Regions from separate parts of the Homo sapiens genome. Here region 1 is linked to region 2. A link is an interaction called in ENCODE POLR2A ChIA-PET data of the cell type or tissue named here. Cell type or tissue: CD4-positive, alpha-beta T cell. All regions are shown on one strand.

Region 1 (5,000 bases), 130 kb before region 2:
AAATCTCAAATATACACAATTAAATTTATTTTTAACAAAGAAAATTGAAACACATATAATACTATTTATGATTACTTTAAAAATTAAATACTTAGGTGTAAATCTGGAAAACTATATATGTGATCCATATGCTGAAAAATGCACAATGCTGATCAGAGAAATTAAAGAGGATCTATATAAATAGACGTATATGCACAGATTAGAAGACTCAACATAATGATATCAATTCTCCCCAAATTAGCATAAAGTTTGAATGCAATTTCTATCAAAGTCCTTGCAAGAGAGACAAAATATTGTTCTAAAATATATATGACAAAGCAAAGGAACTAGACTAGCTTAAAAAATTGAAAAAAAAGAATAGTGGGAGAAATCTATCTAATTTTGAGCCATTACATAATATGTAATGTTAAATGTTACTTCTGAAATAAGGAATATTATATAAGTAATCAATACTGTATGGTATTGGCAGAGGAATGGACACATTGATCAATGAAACAGAATAGAGAACCTAAAACTGGACTCACACAAGCCAGACACAATAGCTAGTGCCTATAGTCCCAGCTCCTCAGGAGGCTGAGACAGGAGGATCGCTTGAGGCCAGGAGTTTGAGGGTGGGGTGCACTACGATTGCACCTGTGAATAGCCATTGTACTTCAACCTTGGCAACGTTGTGAAACCCCATCTCCAGAAAAAAAAAAAAGGAAGAACTCAACTCAGACAAATATGCCCAATCGACTTTTGACAATGATGAACATGCAGTCCAGCAGAGTAAAGAGTCATTTTCAATAAATGGTGTTAGAGCAATTGGACATCCACAGGCAAAAAAAATGAACCTAGACCTCTGTCTCACGCCTTCTCCAAAAATTAATTCAAAATGGGCCACAGGCTTAAATGTAAAACTATAAGATGTTTAGGGGGAAATATAATCAAATTTTCATGATTTAGAGCTAGGCAAAGACTTCTTAAGCTTGATACCATAATCATGATCCATAAAAGAAAAATTGATAAATTTGCCTTCATCAAAATTAAAAGTTTTTGTTTTGCAAAAAACACTGTTAAGAGGTTAAAGAGACAAACCACAGATTGGGAGTAAATATTTGCAAACCACATATCCAACAAAGGATTAGTATCTAGAATATATAAAGAACTCTCAAAACTTATCAGTAAAAAAACTCAACAGTCCTGGTTGAAAAATGGGGAAAAGACATAAGGGGCATTTCACAGAAGAGTGTATTCAGATGACAATGAAGTTAAACAAAAAGATATTCAACATCTTTAGCTATCAGGGAAATGTAAATTAAAAGCACAATGAGATATTACTACAATCTATCAGGATAACCAGGATGCAGAGAAACTGCATCATTCATGCATTGCTGGTGGGAATGTAAAATGGTATAGCCACTTTGTAAAACAGTTGGCAGTTTCTTAAAAAAATAAACTTGCAACTACCATATGACTCAGCAATTACATTCCTGGGCATTTATCCCAGAGAAATAAAACTTACATTCATACCAATACCTGAGCACAAATTTTTATATCTGATTTCTTACTAATAGTCAAAAACTAAAAACAACCTAGATGTCTTTCTTTTTTGTGGGGGAAGGAGTCTTGCTCTGTTGCCCAGACTGGAGTGCACTGGTGCTATCTCGACTCACTGCAAGCTCTGCCTCCTGAGTTCAAGCCATTCTTCTGCCTCAACCTCCCAAGTAGCTGGGACTACAGGCACCCACCACCACACCCGGCTAATTTTCGTATTTTTAGTAGAGACGGGGTTTCACTGTGTTAACCAGGATGGTCTCTAACTCCTGACCTCGTGATCCGCCCTCCTCAGCCTCCCAAAGTGCTGGGATTACAGATGTGAGCCACCACACCCAGCCAACCTAGATGTCTTTCAATGAGTGAATGGTTAAACAAACTTTGGTACATTCTTACCAAGGAATACTCCTCAGTAATAAAAAGAATTTAGCTATTGATACACATAGTCTCTAGAGAATTATGCTCAGTAAAAAAGCTAATCCCACATTTAATTCCATACATAACATTATTTAAATGACAAAATTATAGAAATGGGGAACAGATTAGTGGGTGGCAGTGGTTAAGAAGAGAGGGAAATAGATGTGGCTATAAAAGACCAACACGAGGGGTCCTGGCAATGATGGAATTGTTCTGTACGTTGACTATATCAATATCAATATCCTGGTTGTGATACTGTACTACTGTTTTATAGAATGTTAATATTGGGGTAAACTGGGTAAAGGGTACAGGAGATCTCTCTTTATTTTTTTATAACTGCATGTGAATCTATGGTTATTTAAAAATAAAAGGTTTAATTAAAAACACACACATGAAAGAGAAAAAGGTCATATAAACAGTAGAAGGAGAAAATTCTCAAATGAGACTCTGGTTCAGCACACTATTCGTGATCCAGGTGCATTTTATAAGCACAGTCTTTCTTAGCATTTTGTTTGTAATAATCCAATGGGGAAGAGAAAGGAGTAAAACAAGGTCAGCAGAGTGAATTTGTTTTGCCAACGCAAACTTGCTGCTCACCAGCAATTGAGCCTTGAGTGAGAAAGGGAGCACAGCTCTTGGTGGTGTTCAAGCCCCACCCACAGGAGGTCCTCCAGCTGTGTGTTGGCTTCTTCTTGTAAACAGGCAATGGGGGAAGAGCTGATAAGGGTCCCGCTTTGCTGAACCCTGTGTTCCTGATTCCCAGAAAGGCAGGAAGTGTGGTGAAGTGTGGCACAAACACATATCAAGACCAGAAAGGACTCTCCTCATCTTTTGACAGTTTTGTGGTGTCGTCAACAGACAGCTGAGATGCAGATGAGCATGGAGAGTAGCTCCATTTCTTCCTGCCCAGAGCACTGGGGAGGGAGGGCAACCCACCAGTGGTGGGGCATCAGGAGCCCGGGAAGGACACAAAGAGTGACTGAGCAGCCACGGTACACAGACCCTACTTCTGGGATGTGGGCCCCAGCATCTAAGGAAATGCTCCCTCCTCACCCTGTGATAAGGCCACTGGCATGACCCAGCTCTGCCTCTGTATTAGTCAGGGTTCTCTAGAGGGACAGAACCTATAGGACAGATAGATAGATGATAGATAGATGATAGATAGATAGATAGATAGATAGATAGATAGATAGATAGATAGATAATAGACACATACATACATAGATACATAGGTAGATACACAGATAGATATAAAGGGGAGTTTACTAAGTATTAACTTACATGATCACAAGGTCCCACAATAGGCTGTCTGCAAGCTGACAGGGAGAGCCAGTCAGAGTCCCAGAACTGAAGAACTTGGAGTTCGATGTTCGAGGGCAAGGAGCATCCAGCACAGGAGAAAGATGTAGGCTGGGAGGCTAGGCCCGTCTCTCCTTTTCACGTTTTTCTTCCTGCTTTATATTCGCTGGCAGCTGATTAGATTGAGCCCACAAGATTAAGGGTTGATCTGCCTTCCCCAGCTCACTGACTCAAACGTTAATCTCTTAGCAACACTCTCACAGACATGCCCAGGACCAATACTTTGTATCCTTCAATCCAATCAAGTTGACACTCAGTATTAACCATCACAACCCCTTTCCTATCCTTGACCATACCAGAAAAAAGGAGGTAGAGCAATGGTCGAAAAAAACATGACAGGAGATTGTCTTATCAGCACCTAACATCTGACCTCTGACCTCTGGCTTCAGTGCAGGGGAACTGAGAAGAGGAAGAGGTAAGGAACGCCACTGTAGCTCTTACATTTTTCATCAGCGTACTACCCCAGACATCAGAGGAGGTGAAGTACATGCCCCAGGACACCAAGGTGCAGCTTGAAGCAATTCACTGCATACTAAAAATTCTTTGATTTTGCATGTTTGCGTAAGACTACATGCTACATCTGTTTTATCACTGTAAAAAAAAAAATGATGTGTCGAACTACTCATCATTGAGCAACAGGAATTTTCAGAGCGGTGGCCGTATTTGACTCATGGCTTTGGGCACAGATGTCATGTCATGCTTGGCTGAGAGTCTGGGCTCTGGAACTAAACTGCCTGGATTCAAGTTATGTCTCTACCTCTTGCTATAACAGATACTTTGGGCAAGTTCCTAATCTTTCTGTGCCTCAGTTTCTTTATCTATATCATGGGGATAGCAGCAGTGCCTACTTCAGAGCATTGTTGAAAGAATTAGGAGTTAATATGCATCAAATACTTGGCATGTGTGTTCACTAAATGTTCATTTTTATTATTATGAGTTACTTTCTGGAACTCTACACCAGTCCCTAGATCCTACTTGAAAAGCAGTGAATGACACAGCAAAGATAAACTTGCCAGGGAAAAACCTGAACATTGATTCCTATTTCAGAAGTGTTTTTGCTGCATTTGCAAGAACCTTTCGGCATAGACTTGTATTCTAACCACATTCAAGTCAGAGTCCTGAGTTCAATACAAATGAAACATGTCTCCCCTTTTTTTTTCACCAAGCTGGCTAAGGAGTCTTGCTCCATGAAATGAATTGCTGAATAGTATAAAGAAGAGTGCACAGGGAATTGGCCCTGCAGTTTTATGTATTGACACTCTCCATACTCCCCCTTTTTTCCAAGTGGATAAACACTATGTTTCCACGATGGTGACAGTATCCATGTCCTCCGTGGCAGCTACTTTGTCGGCTCCATTAGGGAAGTCTGAAAGGTTGTGGAGAACGTCAACAGAGTTCAAATGCAGGCCTCCTGTGGCAGGCTCTTAGTTGGAATGTGGTACAACGAGAACCTTCTGAAGCTCGCCCAAGTTAAACACAGGATTTGTCACACACACGGCAAGGACATAAAACTGGTATATGGTGGTGCCTCTGGTTTTCTGAAGTGCAAGACCCTAGCCCAGCAGTTAGAGTTGGGGCCCCAGAGCTCTGCAATGGGGGTGGCTGCTTTAGTGAGTTTCCTTTTAATTGAATAGGCTTAGAAGCCAGAATCCTTTGTTGTATGCAAGAAACAGTCACCAGCTGTTTTC
Region 2 (5,000 bases):
ACCCACCTGTGTGTGGAATAGGCATAAATTTGTCTGCCAGATGGGGAAAAACCTTCTAGAAACTAAGATCCATGTTTCTTTAAAATGACTCTGCTTTTTCCCCACTGAGACCCTCAGTGTATGGACCGAATGCAGCTGAAGTAGGGTGGCCTGCCAGGCTTTCAGGGAGCTTCCAGACTGGGCAAGTCAGGGTGGCCCATGAACCCCTGGCCTCAGAATCTTGTCAGTGATGTCAATAATTAGAATTATGCCAATAATAATGTCAGTAATGCTAATAATAATAGTGCTTGTCAATAATGCAGATCCTTGGGGCTCATCTCAGACCTTCCCAATCAGAATCTCTGGGGGCAGAGTCTTGGAGTCTGCATTTTAACAAGCTCCCCTGATAACTCCCCTAAAATCTGGGCAGCACTGATCTCATAGCTCCTGGGGGAGCAAGACAAGCACAAGCGAGGGCAAGTGAATGCAACTCTAAGAAAGAGCACTGGCTCCATCCAAGCGGACAGATCAACGACGGGTACACAGACTGGTCAGGAAAAAAATGCTAGACAGAGAGAAGTTCAAACAGTGGGGAGTGACGAAGAAGCAAGCTTTTGCCCACATGAGAGAAAGTGTAGCTCCCCATCCAGTCCACGCTACTATAGCAACTAGGGAAGTTGAGATAGCAGAGGGAGAACTGCAGCAGCTGTGTTTGTGGCTAGGCCCGCTGGTCTGGATGCGGCCTGGGATTTGCCCCTTCTCCAGCTAGAGAGTCTGGGGATCCCACAGGAGCAGTAAGGCCACACAGCGGTGTTGTGCACATGAACCGAAGGCAGTGAGTCTCTACTCTAGTGGTGAGCCCATTAGTGTTTAACAATGGGCTCTCCAGGGGAAAATAAAACCCTGACTTACAGCATTTGCCGCTTTCTATGGTGTAAATACTCCCACCATGGCTAATTTCAAGTCATTCAGTGATGTCACTGAACATGAACTTAGGAAAATATAGACACACAATGGCTCTCACATGCCAGAGTGAGCCCCCTCCAGTGCATGACTGCCTACACACACACACACACACACACACACACACACACACACTTCTCACATAAATACACTTTTACTTTTGTATGATTCTGTCCTATACCTAAGGGAAGAAGACTGTTCCTCCTGTCCAGTAACTGAACATACAACTATTCTTTGCTGATCATGCATTTGCTCAGAAGCATCCATTTTTATACAAAAGATAATTTTTCCCTGAGTTAAGTAAAAAGTTTTGCATTGAGAAAATGTTAATCACTGTTAACCTATCTCTTTTCAGTCTGATAAAGAAATTACCATATGCCTATATAGTATATCAGCAGATTAGTTTCTCTCCCTTCCCAAAAGACATTCACATCCTAATCACCAGAACGTGTGAATACATCATGTGACATGGCAAAGGGAAATTAAGGTTGAAGGTGGAAGCAAGCTACTGATCAGCTGACTTTAAAGTAGGGAGATTATTCTGGATGATTCTGGACCAGTGTTAGCACAGAGGTTCAGCAGGGTTGGTGTCAGAGTTATGGGATGTGAATAAGGTTCTACAACCCACTGCTGGCTTTGAAAATGGAGGAAAGGGCCACAAACCAAAGAATGAGGGTCACCTCTAGACGCTAGAAAGGGCAAGAAAACACTCTCTCCCAGGGCCTCCAGAAAGGAACACAATGCTGTCAACCCCTTGATTTTAGCTCAGTGAGAGCCACTTTAGACTTCTGACTTCCAGAACTGTGGGATAATAAACTGGTGTTGTTCTAAGACACTAAGTTTGTGGTCATTTTCGACAGTAACAATAGGAAACTAATGGAGGATGTTTTTCAGGGAAGTGGCAAAACAAAGCAAGAAAAATATATAACTAGAAAGCCATAAATGGCCCTAGAAATGCTGACCACATCTGTTCACAGTGCAGACATAGAAAGGCTGCCTATAGCACGCTCCCTCTACACACACACACACACACACACACACACACACACACACATACACACAATCTGGGAGAGGGCTCTGCAAAGCCTAGGGAAGCAGTTTGAGTCTCACTGAGAAACATATAGATGTTAGGGGGCTTATATCTGTCACTTTGTCCCAACTCTTCTGTCAGAATGTTCCATCTCCACATCACCTAATTTAAATACATTGAAACAAGATCCTCACTGTGAAATTAATACCTGCACCATTGGTCAGAACTGGCATTTAGCATTGCCCAACCTGGACAAAGGCAGGATATTCAGGAATCTCCAGAAGAATTAGACATCCTGTCTTATAGATGCTTATTCATAAAAGAGTGGGGAGAGCCTGAAGGTGTAAAATGTGTTATTTGCCACCTTTAAAACTTCTCCATGGTGCTGAGAGGTCCATCAGTCAAACTGCCACATTTTACAGATGAGGAATAAGAGACATGATACAAGTGGCCCAAAGCCACCCCTTCCACTCATCAGTGTCAGAGCCGGGACATAGCCTGGCCCCTCCCCTTGGTTCCTCCACTGTAGCCCATGACAGGGATTCTGTGAAAGAAGAAGTAAGACTTCATTCTATAGTCAAGAGTCAAATAGATGCTGACCATTTAAAAAAATACATGTGAGTAATATAAGACTACCAGCCCCCTTTCCCCTGACTTTTGCCTCATTATCTGCCCTCTTTCTCAATCATCCCCAAGAGGAAGTACCAAGATGGCTTTCAAATGTGAGCATTGGCCAGGCCACGCTTGTTCTGGGAAGGGATAGTTGGATTTTAAAATATCACACATGGCCACTGTTCATTATCTTTCATTTCCATGTAAAGGGAGAGGTAAACCGGCTCAGGCACCACCTCATCAGGACAGCCCCTGGCATCACTCTCCTTTGCCTGACAATTCCAGTCATGGTGCAGGTAGCTGGCCAGGTGACCGTAACATCCAAGAAGTGGGTTTGGAACGGGAGGAGAGAGGTTGAGCTGAAAGCCTGACCCACCGCGTGCTCCAGCGCAGCCTTCTCAGGGTTCGGCTTTGGAGTGGGGAGTGCGGTACAAGGCCTTACCGGGCATTTGCTCAGCTAAAAATAAAGCGAAGCTGGCTTCTGTCTGCTATCACTCCTTATACGTATTGCTCCCTTCATGTCTCCGGAGGAGAGCTGTTGCAGAAGCCCATCTTTAGGAAGCCCCATGGAGGAAAAAAAGGATAAACTGTTGCTACACACATCATGGACAAATCATCCTATGAACATCGTGTGGACTGAAAGAAGCCACTAAAGAGCACGGTGGGCATGTTTCCACATCTGTGAAGGTCAAAAATAGGCAAAACGAAATCTATGGGACGGGGGCTGGAGGGTGGCGTGGTATTCACTGAGAAGCGCTGAGAAGGGAGCCTGCTGGGTGCTGAAAGTGTGCTCTGTCTCAATCTGAGTGGCAATGACACAGGTGTATATGTATGAAAGACACGTACTGACCTGTAGTTGAGTTATGAACTTTATGTATGCTATTCGGCCTTTAAAACAAAACCTTCGTTTCCCACATGAAATGTACAATTTCCAAATCATTCTGTAAATGACAATGCATTTTTATGTTTAGGGCCCTGAAATACTTAAAATTAAAAAATTTGAAGCTATATTTCCTCTGGATTAAACATGCATTTAAGTCATGTTTGCAGCTCTGAATTTGAATTTTCTTTCTAATTAGAAAGATCAATGGAGAGGCCCTTTTTCATCCACTTTCTCCAAATGGGCCTTTCAGAGTTCAAGGAAAAGCAAGGCAAGAAATATACATTTCAAAAGAGCTAACACACTTTGATTCTTCCACATTTCTATCTATAGAAATTTAAGATTTTTTGCTAGCATTTGAAATTTTTCAGAGTTCTCTTAGCTGCTACAGAAATTTCACATCCAACATCTCTTCTATATAAAGGAAAATGAAGAGGCATGTAAAAGCAGTTTCAGAAAGTTGACTGTGGTATACAAAAATTTTTTTAATTATCATGTTGAAGAGTTTAAAGGAGATGCTATAAAATATGCATTTACTGGTATTGGAACAGATGAAAGCACAGTATTTTCATCTTTAAAGACAAAAAGAACTATTTTAAAAAGCATGTGTTTTTCATAGCGTACTTCACTTTATACCAATGATTCTAAGGTTTCTATTAAACAGAAAAACAAACTACAAGTCTGGCAACCACAAAGATGAAAGGGAGCAAAGTCTCCATAAGTGAAAGAGATTTTAACCAATAGTAAAGTGATGACAAAATCCCACGGTGTACTGACAGCATTGTTAAAGCTCCAAATTATATTTAATGATAGCTAACTGATGTCTAAGGCTACAACACCCCATGGATGTCTGACTGTTGACGAAAAAAGGAAAAAGAGAAACGAGGGATCATGTCTCCTCTAGAGAACAACTAAGTTAAGCTGATCCAGCTGAGACACAGTAGTTTCCAGGGTAAAATAACTTATAATCAACTACATGAATCAGGCTTGGCCTTGCCTTGCATGTGCAACTCAGGCTAATTTACTCCCTTGGGGAATAAATTTAGCACCCAGCAGTAGCTCTGAATCCAAATTCTAAAGACCCCAGTTCAGGTCAGGACTCTTGTCTCTAAGCAGCTGGGACTTTGATTGTCAGAGGTCATTTAAATGTGATCTTGAATAGCAGTTCAAGCTCAGCAAAATCCCTACTTCTTGAAGAAATGACATGTTTACCAGGGAATTGTGAGTTAAGGGAAATAGATCTAGTGGAAATGTGTGGATGTTTAGGGTGCCTGAACTTTTAGCAGAGAAGTTTTACATAGTGTAAAGCAAAGAAGATGATGAGGCTCTCAATGATAGCCACACTCCTATACCAAGCATCAAAGTCAGTAATTTCAAGATCTGCTTTTCTACATACAAATCTCAAATGCTGCCGGGCATGATGGCTCATGCCTGTAATCCCAACACTTTGGGAGGCCCTGGCGGGAGGATCACTTGAGATCAGGAGTTTGAGACCAGCCTGGCCAACATGGTGAAACCCCGTCTCTACTAAAAATA

What was found. ChIA-PET counts read pairs that join two places held together with the same protein. Peaks named below come from ENCODE experiments on the same cell type or tissue, not always from the same donor. Only the 100,000 strongest peaks of a DNase experiment are listed, where the experiment ranks them.
Region 1: POLR2A ChIA-PET joins it to region 2 with 5 read pairs; 2 of 35 experiments call an interaction of 5 or more read pairs at or near these places.

The regions. Positions count from the first base shown.
Region 1 is chr6:149,125,962-149,130,961 of GRCh38, forward strand. No RefSeq gene overlaps it. Among named protein-coding and RNA genes, the nearest start is that of UST-AS2, 96 kb to the left of the region's middle. RefSeq lists a silencer at 3,659-3,718. In CD4-positive, alpha-beta T cell, no CTCF peak of the experiment used is centred here; DNase peaks (open chromatin) are centred at 2,620 and 3,960; H3K27ac peaks cover 1,294 bases.
Region 2 is chr6:149,257,378-149,262,377 of GRCh38, forward strand. It overlaps TAB2-AS1 (TAB2 antisense RNA 1), which reads right to left and starts at 174. Exons shown (of 3, transcript NR_149096.1): 1 at 7-174. It also overlaps a transcript of TAB2 not described here. In CD4-positive, alpha-beta T cell, no CTCF peak of the experiment used is centred here; DNase peaks (open chromatin) are centred at 2,544 and 4,174.